Linked DNA regions of Homo sapiens: region 2 is linked to region 1. A link is a loop called in an ENCODE intact Hi-C map of the cell type or tissue named here. Cell type or tissue: heart right ventricle. All regions are shown on one strand. Each heading gives the region's core, and the rest is flanking DNA. Links, peaks and the distances in the headings are about the cores only.

What was found. Hi-C counts contacts between places; a loop is a spot of excess contacts. Peaks named below come from ENCODE experiments on the same cell type or tissue, not always from the same donor. Only the 100,000 strongest peaks of a DNase experiment are listed, where the experiment ranks them.
Region 2: a loop joins it to region 1, with 1.9 times the contacts of the local background. A loop is called at or near these places in 13 of 110 quality-filtered maps.

Annotation. Positions count from the first base shown.
Region 1 is chr7:112,191,824-112,197,208 of GRCh38, forward strand. The region is part of intron 1 of DOCK4 (dedicator of cytokinesis 4); the gene reads right to left. Among named protein-coding and RNA genes, the nearest start is that of DOCK4, 12 kb to the right of the region's middle. In heart right ventricle, for the core only: no CTCF peak of the experiment used is centred there; no DNase peak of the experiment used is centred there; H3K27ac peaks cover 2,114 bases.
Region 2 is chr7:111,981,624-111,987,008 of GRCh38, forward strand. It overlaps DOCK4 (dedicator of cytokinesis 4), which reads right to left. Exons shown (of 53, transcript NM_001363540.2): 7 at 2,683-2,767. Among named protein-coding and RNA genes, the nearest start is that of DOCK4-AS1, 180 kb to the left of the region's middle. In heart right ventricle, for the core only: no CTCF peak of the experiment used is centred there; no DNase peak of the experiment used is centred there; H3K27ac peaks cover 1,429 bases.

The DNA of each region.
Region 1 (5,385 bases), core at 211-5,210:
GCCCAGCCCTTGGTAAGCATTCATCCTAAAGCTGGGTTTTCCTCTGCCTGCCCACTCTTATTTTTCTGTAATTTAAATATGGATATGTTTAAATTATATACTATATAACATTACATACTATATATACTTATATAATATATATTATAATTATATATAAGTATACTTAAATATTATATATTATATAGTATATAACTTAAACATAGTATAATTTAAATATAGTATATATACAGTGTTTGTGCTTGTGTGTGTGTATATATATAGTGTGCATTTATATATAATTATATACTATAGTTTCTATTTATCCTTCCCAAAATCTCTTGAAGGAGAAGAATCGATCCTAAATCCATCTTTCTTCCTCTGCCCAGTCTTAGAAGGAATCACACACAAAAAAAGATAAACCATTTTCCAAGATACTTAACATCGGTCAGGTGACAGGAATAAGAGGGGACAAGGGGGAGGGGAGGGGGAGGAGGTGGAAATTACCCAAAAGGAAGAGGAAGAAGGTTTTCCAGATATTTAAAATGTGATTCCACTCAGCTGTTTATCTTGGGCGATCTTAGCAGCCGGTGACTCACTCCTATGGGAAGTATCTCAATATGAAACTTCTATTCTTTTGTAGAAGTTCTGAGTCTTCCAGGATATGAGACACTCTTTCCTCCTCAGGGCTGTTTCTTCAGGTGCACAAGTGAATAATATCATCACCATCCCAAGTCCTTATCTTCATTTTAAAGCTTGAAGGGGAAATATCTGTCTTAACTTTCACACTGATTTATCTGTGATACTTTATGTACTCCCTTACTGTGTATTTAAAAACAAAATCAGGGTAACATCTATCTTGAAGAAATGTTGTTCAAAGTAAATGAGATAAAACTATGAAACATTTCTAGCTCCTTCACTTGTCCAGTCATCCAGTTCTATATCTCTTTGGATGCTTATCAAGCTAGCATATTGCCTTATACATCATAGGCATATACCATAAATAATCATCCAACAGAAGTTTTTCTACCAACATGTCGTAAAATATGCCCTTATGCTTGTCACTAAGAAAAAAAAATGCAACAAGTAAATCTTTAGAGGAAGGTACTAGCTACTCTCAGGAAACACATACTTAAGGATAGTAGAAAAAGAAAAGAAATTCCTCCAAATATTGCTTCATTCTCTTCAGGGACCTGATATTCAACAGCCAGGACTTTCAAAAACAAAGTACTCCTAACCCAATGCCCCAACCAAAGTTTCATATAATAAAACTTCCATCTACTTTTTAAAAATGCTAACCTATATGATTAAACCTGTCACCCTAGGTTTTTATAAAAAACTGTAGCAAAAAGAAATGAAGCATCTGAAGACTCTACCTCTTTTGGTTGCTTTGAAGGCACCCAAAGTGATGTGACAACTCAAGACAATGTGAGCAACTTTGCAAAAATGCCATTATTCAAATAAACAGATACCTGGAGTTACTAGTCGATATCTACCATCAAAAAATCTAACTCAAATGGGTGCAGTCGTTTATACTTGTAATCCTAGCACTTTGAGAGGCTAAGGCAGGAGGATCACTTGAGCCCAGGAGTTCAAGACCAGCCTGAGCAAAATAGTGAGACCCTGTTTCTACAAAAAATGAAAATAAAAATAGCCAGGTGTGGTGGTGCATGCCTATAGTCCCAACTACTGAGAAGGCTGAGGCAGGAGGATCACTTCAGCCTGAGAGATCAAGGCTGCAGTGAGCCATGATCACACCACTGCATTCCAGCCTGAGCGACAGAGCCAGACCATGCCTTAAAAAAAAAAAAAAAAAATTCTAGCTCAATTAAGTCTGTGCCTCCAGAGGTGGGCCTGCAGAGTCAGATCTCAAATCACAGAGAGAGCCAACACTAACTACATTGATTACACTGAGGTTGAGGATCCTGCTTCTACTTTTTTTATATCCCTCTTCCTACAATCCCTAAAATGTCTTTAACCCTTCTGCTTGGGCTGCCATATAAAGTACCACAGGCTCGGTGTTCTAAAGCATGGAAGTCCCAAATCAAGGTTTGGCAGGACTAGTTCCTGGTGAGGACTCTCTTCCTGGCTTGCAGACTGCCACCTTCTTGCTGCACCCTCACATGGCCCTTTCTCATGCTACCTATGAAGAGAGCATGTGAGCTCTCCAGGATCTCTTCTTATAAAGACACAAATCCTGTCAGATCAGGGCCCCACCCTTATGACCTCATTTAATCTTAGTAACCTCCTTACTCCATATATATCCATATTGGGAGTTAGGGCTTCAACATATGAATTTTGAAGGAATACAAACATTCAGTTTATAGCACCCATAAATAAGCAATTATTCCTATTATTCTGTAATTGCTAAATAAAACCTCTTCAAATTGTTGACTCTCTATGTTGAAAGGTCTGTCCTGCACAAATTATCCCTGGGTCCATAGTCCAACAGGACAGAGTTTATAGAACAAAGGAAAAGTGAGCAGTGACACCAACATCAGTCTTCTAAGCAAACATTTCATGGAGAGAGCAGAATTTTTACCTTAGGTGAATTCATCTGAAGCTGTTTCAACAAATTAAAAGAGCAATTAGAGCTCCCTTTCAAAGGCTTAGACCCCACAGCTATATGAAAACACATCTTCACTGTGGATACTGGAAAATGAACACAGCAGTGACATCACAGGCAGTCAAACTCATATAACAAGGAAAGCTACTTTAAAATTTTGAAACACAGTACTTTCTGCACATAAATGACAAACTAAATTCAGGCTGTCCAGACTCAACTTCTACCAGTCCAACCTCTAATCCTGAAAGGAAACCTCACAAAGGAAATAATGTTTGGCTTATAGAAGAACTTACATAATGATTTTCTGATTATAAAAGAAATGTATGCTAATTTAAGAAATTACTAGAAAGTATGAAATTAAAAATAAGCCATCTCCTCAATTATAATAATTGGTTGTAAGAACATTACAGGTAATGTGTATGCCAATTCTTCACCTCTGATAAGTATTTTCCCATTTTAAAACTCATTACAATAATTTCTACATAGTGTATACATGATATTGCCTAACCTGGGGCAAAGAACATAAATATTTAGTCTTCTGAATCAATTTCTATAACTATGGATGAGAGTATTAATGGAGATTTTACATACAATTAATACAAATATAGTTCTCCTAAAAAAACAAACTGGAGGCTGGGCGCAGTGGCTCACGCATGTAATTCCATCCCTTTGGGAGGCCAAGGTGGGCAGATCACCTGAGGTCAGGAGTTCGAGACCAGCCTGGTCAACATGGTGAAACCCCATCTCTACTAAAAATACAAAACTTTGCTGGGCACAGTGGTGGGCACCTATAATCCCAGCTACTCGGGAGGCTGAGACAGGAGAATCACCTGAACCTGGGAAGCAGAGGTTGTAGTGAGCCAAAATTGTGCCACTGCACTCCAGCCTGGGCAACAGAATGAGACTCCATCTCAAAAAATAAACAAACTAGCAAACAAACTGGAGAAGGGGCAAACCTTTACTATGTGTGCAATTTTTTAGGAATCCTCAGATCTTAATGTTTTTCATCCAGACTACTGGAGAAAACCTCAGAGGTTTCTTCTCTCTTCATTCTTTATAGAACTGCCTGTTGATGTTTTGGGTTTTCGTATTTCTTTGAGACCCTGGCTAACCCCTGAGCCTGTTATCAAGGCAGCTTTACAAGCTCCTCAACCAACTTTGGCTACCAGAGGAGAATGGAGAACAGGTTCTCTCCTCTCCCCACAAAGTGAATAATGTTTCATCCAGGATCTCGGTTGGGGCTATTTTCGGTTGCCTTATGTACATGCATCCCCACGTTCCCAAACCTGCCTACTTCTGGTTGCCAACAACGGATGAGATTATTCCATTTTGGAGAAAAAAAAAAATAAGACATAGAACCAAATCTCCACGTTTCTGCTTAAAGACTTCAGGGAGAAATTTTTGGTTAATGTCCAATTGATAGTCTAATAAACAGCAAATTTCTTGGTTTAGGAAAATGTTTCACAACTTGGGAGATAAGTTGTTAGCAAATTCAACCAGGAAAACTTACAAATTTCATATCCAGAAGGGTTCTCACCAACCACCCTCCCACGAGGGGGCACAAATGGGGGAGGAGAACAAATACACATGTGTTAGTAGTTTCCAAAAGCCTCCCATGTAAATGTCATGCTCTCCCCTCTTCCTCACTCTCCCGTTTTCTTGAGAAACAGCCATGTTTTCGTTCATTGCTAAGTGACAGATGCCTGTCCAGATTTAGTTGCCTTCCCGCTTCCATAGAGATGCAAATGTGATCACTGATTAAGGCAACCTGGATCTCGAACCTCTCTACAACGCGAAGGACTGAGCTAAAAATAAAGGTATGGGTTCAATTCCACTTTCAGATCTGCGTTCAAGGCTAGTTGATGTGTACAGCTCCAAGCCAGGTTCCCAGTTGTAAGTTATTATATACCATGTACCACGGTTTTAGGGCAATTCAGATGAAATCATCTCTTATCCCCCTACCTCCTTCTCTGTCACCAATACCCTGCCAGAAAAACTACACTATCCAGTAAGCTTTGTTATTGCAATACTTTCAAAGCAACTACAAAATCACTGTCCTTATGAAGACCACAGTACACTTCTCAATGGTGAAGTGGCATCTTCTATAGACCCCTTTCCACCCACCTACCCACCTTCCTGTCCTGCTCGTTTCTGAGAGTGGTCATCTCTCAACAGAATTAAAAAGATGGGGTGAAAAGAGAAGGATTACAGATGCTTCCGGCAGTAAATGGCGTGCTCCAAGTTGGATGTATTGACCTGGTCTCTAAGCTGGTGACAGAGAGTGGGGAAGGGGCAATGGGTCTTCCTGTCATCTTTCCAGTCATTGAGGCCTCTCTGTTTAATAAGGGAAAGCCAAAAGAAGCCACCAATAGGTTTTTTTCTCTTTTTAATCCAGCTTTATTGAGGTATTGTTAACTAATACAAATTGTATATATTTAAGTTGTACAAACTGATGTTGATATCACCTTAAATATACACACATACATTGTGAAATGATTACCACAATCAAACTAATTAACTATCTAGCACCTCACACAGTTCCCTTTTTTTCCTGTAGTGAGAATACTTAAATCTATTCTCTTAGCAAATTTCAAGTATACATTATTGTTAACTATAATCACCACGCCGTACCACTGAAAACCAAGAAAACATTGGTTTTCTTCAACCAGTTCCACCTGCCTTAGGGAAATTTCACGTGAATTTTGCCAACAGACGTTCTGTCAGACTTAGTTTTCAGTATTATTAATGTTTGCCTCTTTCTGTGAATTTATTGTTATTTCACTGATTAGTTAGGAGAGCCTACATGAGGGGAAGGGAACCTAGTGCCATCATAAGCTAGAATT
Region 2 (5,385 bases), core at 281-5,280, 210 kb before region 1:
CTATAGTCTTTGTTTTGGAAATAGTCAAGTGCAACCAGCACTGAGGAGAAAATAAGTTTTCATGTCAAATCACATTTTCTTTTCTTCATCTGTAAAATGAAGACTTTGGACTAGGATCTGAGCTGTAACATACTAAAATATCCCCTGCTGTCTTTCCCACCAACGGCCAACATTGCTAATCAATGAGACCCTAGATGAGACCCTGGAATCTTAGCAACACTGAACTCTAGGCAGCCACCCACCAATAAACTGGAATGCTGAAAGAGGTGAAATCAATTTGCCATCCCATATATAATGTTACATGAAAAGAACAGAGACAAAATTACATACGCACAAAACCAAACTCAGGAAAATAAAATATATTTGTGTCACATCAGTTATTTATCTGATACCTGACATACTCAACTAAATACAGGGGTGTGCCTAAGCTCTGCCAATGAGATGTAAGTGCAAGTGTTGTGCGGAACTTCCAGGAAGGTTCATTAAAGTATTTGAATCAACTGAGAGAAAGCTGTCTCCTTCCTACTGCCTGGAATGCAAATATGATGGCTAGAACTCTTGCAGCTATACTGCACTTAAAGGTGTTCTTGGTGATGGAAGCCATGTTCAATGTAGCAGAAAGATAAGGATCTTTTCATACCATAAAACCACAACCAAACCCAGAAATTCCTGTTTCTAAACTTGCATACTTTAAGAAATAAATTTCTATCATGTTTTATCTTCTGCTTTTTATTTATTTCATGACACAGCCAAATCTAAGCCTAATATGAGGCATCAATTATTTTTACCCTGTTGGCTCTCCAACGTAGATGAATAAAGATAAGAAAGGAATGAAAACTGACTAAATGCTTACATGTTGTGCAAATATTATCTGTCAAGGAAAGGCATTTTACATATATTTCTTATCTAATCTTCATAATAAACATGAAAATAATTATTTCCCTATTTAGTAGATGAATAAACTGAGGCTTTGACAGATTAAATAATAAATCCAAGACCCAAATAACTGGTAAAAGAAAGAGATAGATTATAAATGTAGTTGTTTGGAGCCAATAATCCAGTCTTTTCATGATACCATAATGATCTCCAAAGCATTGACTGGGTGCTTACTAAGTGCAAAAGCACTGTACAAGACTATCTTGAACATATAGAGGTATACACAGTGTGTTCCCTAAAGGAACTTAAAAATTAAGTGAGAGATGTTCTTAAAAGTGAAAGAATATGATGTTCAATAAGTTAAATAAATGAACAAAAGTAAAGATGCCACATCAGAGGATATGACAGACAAACTATACGGATTATATTTGTTATGTAAGCTAAGAGGCAGTGATGACTTTAACTTGGAATGCTCTTATTTTTCTTTCTTCGCCTCCCACTAACTGACCTCTATGTTCTCCCTACATGCCAGATACTCTGTTTAGTACTGATGTCATGAAGGCAAGCAGCACACAACACCACTCTGAAGAAATTCAATATACAATTAAGAATATCCCCTAAAAAATGGAATTGATTCCAACTGACACAATGAAGTGTAGATAATCTGAACATCAATTTGATGATCATGGAAAAATCTGGAAGCAATATTAAGAACTGCCTTCTCAAATCAGATACATCCCCAGTGGACTTACTGAAATTTTCCTCCACATTTTTCAGATATGGATAATCTTCAGGTTAAGAATATCTCATTATTCTCAGAAAAATAAGCTTGAAAAGATATGCCAAAAGAGGCAGGATCATCCAAAAAGGAGTCTACTATTTCCAATAGGCAGTCCTTCTTGGAACTTTATGGTAAGAAGCAGCAGTAATGAGATCAAAGTTCAATTATGCTTAGGGTGATGGTCTTTGAAAGCCCATCCCAACCACCCTCTTCTCTGATTTTGGATTTTCAGAACTTAGTTAATATCAAGATATTAGGTACATTTCATACAATTTTAAGAATACAAGGCTAAACAGAAGGCAGATTGGACCAGACTTGGGGAACCTGGATGCCAAGCAAAAAAACTGGACTTTAACTTACCATGTAACTAGAAAAAAAACTCAAGTCATAAGTGAGACCATGAGGGGCAATATGATCAAATATTTTAGGATGATTCACGGGCTTCAGTACTTAGGAATGGATTGGGGTCTGGGAAGGGTGGGTGTAAGTCCAGCAGTTGAAGACTAAGGAGGAGACCGTTTCAGTAGTTGGTGTATATAGTGCTATTATGTATGTACACACACACGCGCGCGCGCGCGCGCGCACACACACACACACACACACACACTATATGTATATAGAGCTAATGGGGGCAGGAGGAGGGTTAACATGCTGCTGAGCCAAGACGAAACACCCATTAGTTACAGCATGGTCCTCAAACACAACAGATAAGTATGCGTGACTTGTAAGCATTTCACTACACTAGACAAAAAGTAGAAAGATTTGCAAAAGAACTGAAAACATCTTTGTATTGACTTCCTGGTGCCTGGGCGTTGAGGGCCCACTGGAGAGTATCATGTTATTCTTAGACAGGTAGTGTCTCAGTACTGTACTGAGGGCATGGTCACCTCAGCTCTCAAGTCTTTTTACTCTCTCTAAATTAATCCTGGAACATCCTGTTCTTACAAAATCAAGCAAGTATGAGGAGTGCCATGGAAACCAGAAAATTAGCAGGAAGACTGGAAGCCAAGATTTCCTGTACCTACCAATCGGTAGAGCTCAGTAATGCTGATGTCTTCCGGATCCACCATTGCGTACTCTTTCCTAGGCACCAGGTCCAGTCCCAGTTGTCTAGAAAACAAATTGCAAAAGTTTGGGGGAAAAGTTACCTCCATGAAATATGTTAAAAACAATTGGTTTTTTACTATATCACTTGGAAATTAGGTATATCACCCACCATGCTTCTCTCACCTTGTATGACTTGTTACCACAGTTGGGGTAGACAATATAACTCCGCTGGACACTGGGCAAAACTTAAAACATAGAAGGTGAGAAAGACAAGCAAATCCAGGAGGGATGGGTTGGCACTCTCAGTGGAGTGCTCCTGCCACTGGGGGCCTTAGCACCACATGGTGTGGAGCCTTCAGCGCCCTTCAAATTATCACGAGAAGGCCTTCCACACTGGAGTGAATGGAAACTAGAGCTAGACATCATTTGGTTCTAGAAATTGGAGTTGAGGGGAAGGAAATTTGGTCTTTAGAATTTGACCTAGCACCAGTATACCTAGCTGTGCCCAGAGTCAACATGTTTCTTATATGAATCTCTGGCAACTTGTGCATGGTCCTTATTTACAGCAAATTCTGAGGTCAGTCGTTAGGAGAAACTCAGTAAAGGCAGGAAATGGAAATGGGGGAAGAGTTTTGGGCCTGGGCTGGCAGAATAGTTTAACCCTTTATGTCAGATTTCATTGTGGCTGACATGTGGCTTGCTGTGCTGAGAAGTATTCTAAGGTTATATCCAGCCTCAGAGGTATCAAGTATGGTAACTGACTTGTGATGTCTTCCCATCAACAGAGGAACACGAGTCTAACTCTATTCTGGTTAGCTTCCCTCTAGCGACCTTCCTAGCATGATCCCCTCCAGGGCACCCACGGTACAATGCTGACACCAATGCCACACAGTTCTGTTCATCTCCTTAACCCTCCATGATCATCTCAAAGGCTACACAACGCCTGTGTAATGCCCTATCGATCAAGGCCGAGATGATACCCTCTTCTCTAGCAGAGCCCCCTCAACCACCACATCCAAGGCCGAATGCTCAGTTCTCTGAGGATCACTTGTTCTAAATCCTTTTCACATCACCACTCTTTCTAACACAGAAGGCTTCTGGCATCACACTTCCAATTATAGAACCACAGCTTTCTTACTTTCGTATTTTAAAAAAATCTGAAATTCTTCCATGCCCTCCCCCAAAATCTCATTAAGGTTTCATAAGTAAAATTTATTAATTCAGCACCTACTTCAAGCCAGGCACTGCCCCAGCCACCCTGAGGGCTATTTGTTCTTAAGAAGATTAGAAAGCTGTCACCTCCTTGACAGTAGGAGCTGTCTTTCAGATAGTAAAACAGTTTCTCAATTTTCCTAAATGATGTTTCTCTTTGGGAAACCTAGAAAAAAATTCACACACCCATTATTTAATGTTAGTTGAATTTTTAACTCACAATAAACACTGTGATTTGTTTTCAAAATGTCCATGTTCCCCCTTGCTACATCTCACCAGGGATTCTGATAGGGTCTGTTTTCCATTCTCCATTCCCTTCTGAAAGAGAACCACCGTACTACAGTGTAAGTCAGCATCTGACACTGGGTCAATATTGCTGATGAAGATCATTTAGCAAATGAAAGAGGGCATATAACCACTGTGATACTTGTCTTACTCATAGCTCCTTCTATGAGAAGCTGCTCTATCCACTTTCTCTGCTGGGAGTGGTGGTGGCAGACAAGGTAGTCATCTGACCATCTCCCCTTCCTGAGCCACACCTGATTGTACCATGGGTAAGCACCTGACCTAAGGACAAATAACCCAAAGACTGGCCAGCAGCTTATGAGAGGCTGGTATAAAATGCTCAGCCCAAACAGGAATATTAGACATTGGCTGTCAATAAGATTCCTTCCTTGAGAATCTGAACTTGGAAATTCAGACATCAGTCACATGCAGGAGGAAGATAAGATACGTGAAGACAGGTGACCTACATGGCTGCAGAATGAGTGCAGAAATTCTGCAGCCTCAGAAACCTGTAATCTACAAGCCTTTTTCTCCCATAGTCTTGATTGTTCAGCTTCTGTTAGCTTCCTGGCGTCCTGGTTATGTGAAGAGTCTTATTTATTTCTATTTGGTTTTGTTAATTCCTAGGTACATCTTCCCATGGTTTGAGGTTTCCTAGCCCACAGAGTAGAATCAAGGAAGTGCCTTACAAAGAATAAGGAGAAATGAGGCAAGTAGGGAAGAGAGAGGATGAGAGGAGATCACACAGGGAGAGCGTCATGTTTTCTATCAACTCAGTCACTAAACTACTCTGTGACACCAAGAAGAAAGGATTAACTGATTGCCTCCTCCCACATAGTATTAGCAGAAAAGTCAAAGAACATCGTGTTGTAGGACTGTATGGGCAACAGAAACATGTACCATTATTTTAGTGCTGTCTGAGGTTCCCAGGCAAGAACAATTCTTTTGCTGGCCCTGTTAGGAAATGAGATTAATGATCTCTTCTTCCTAAGCTTCCCACATCAAGAGGGCTTCTCTTCACTACTCTTCAACAGTTTGATATACAACGTGAGATGGAACACATTCTTAATTTATGTTCATCCAGAGATTTATGTGCTGGCAGCTTATTTTGCAGGACAATTTCATCTGGTTTAATAGGCAAGAGATTATCTTAATTTGCTTTCCATGAGCACTATTCAATAAGA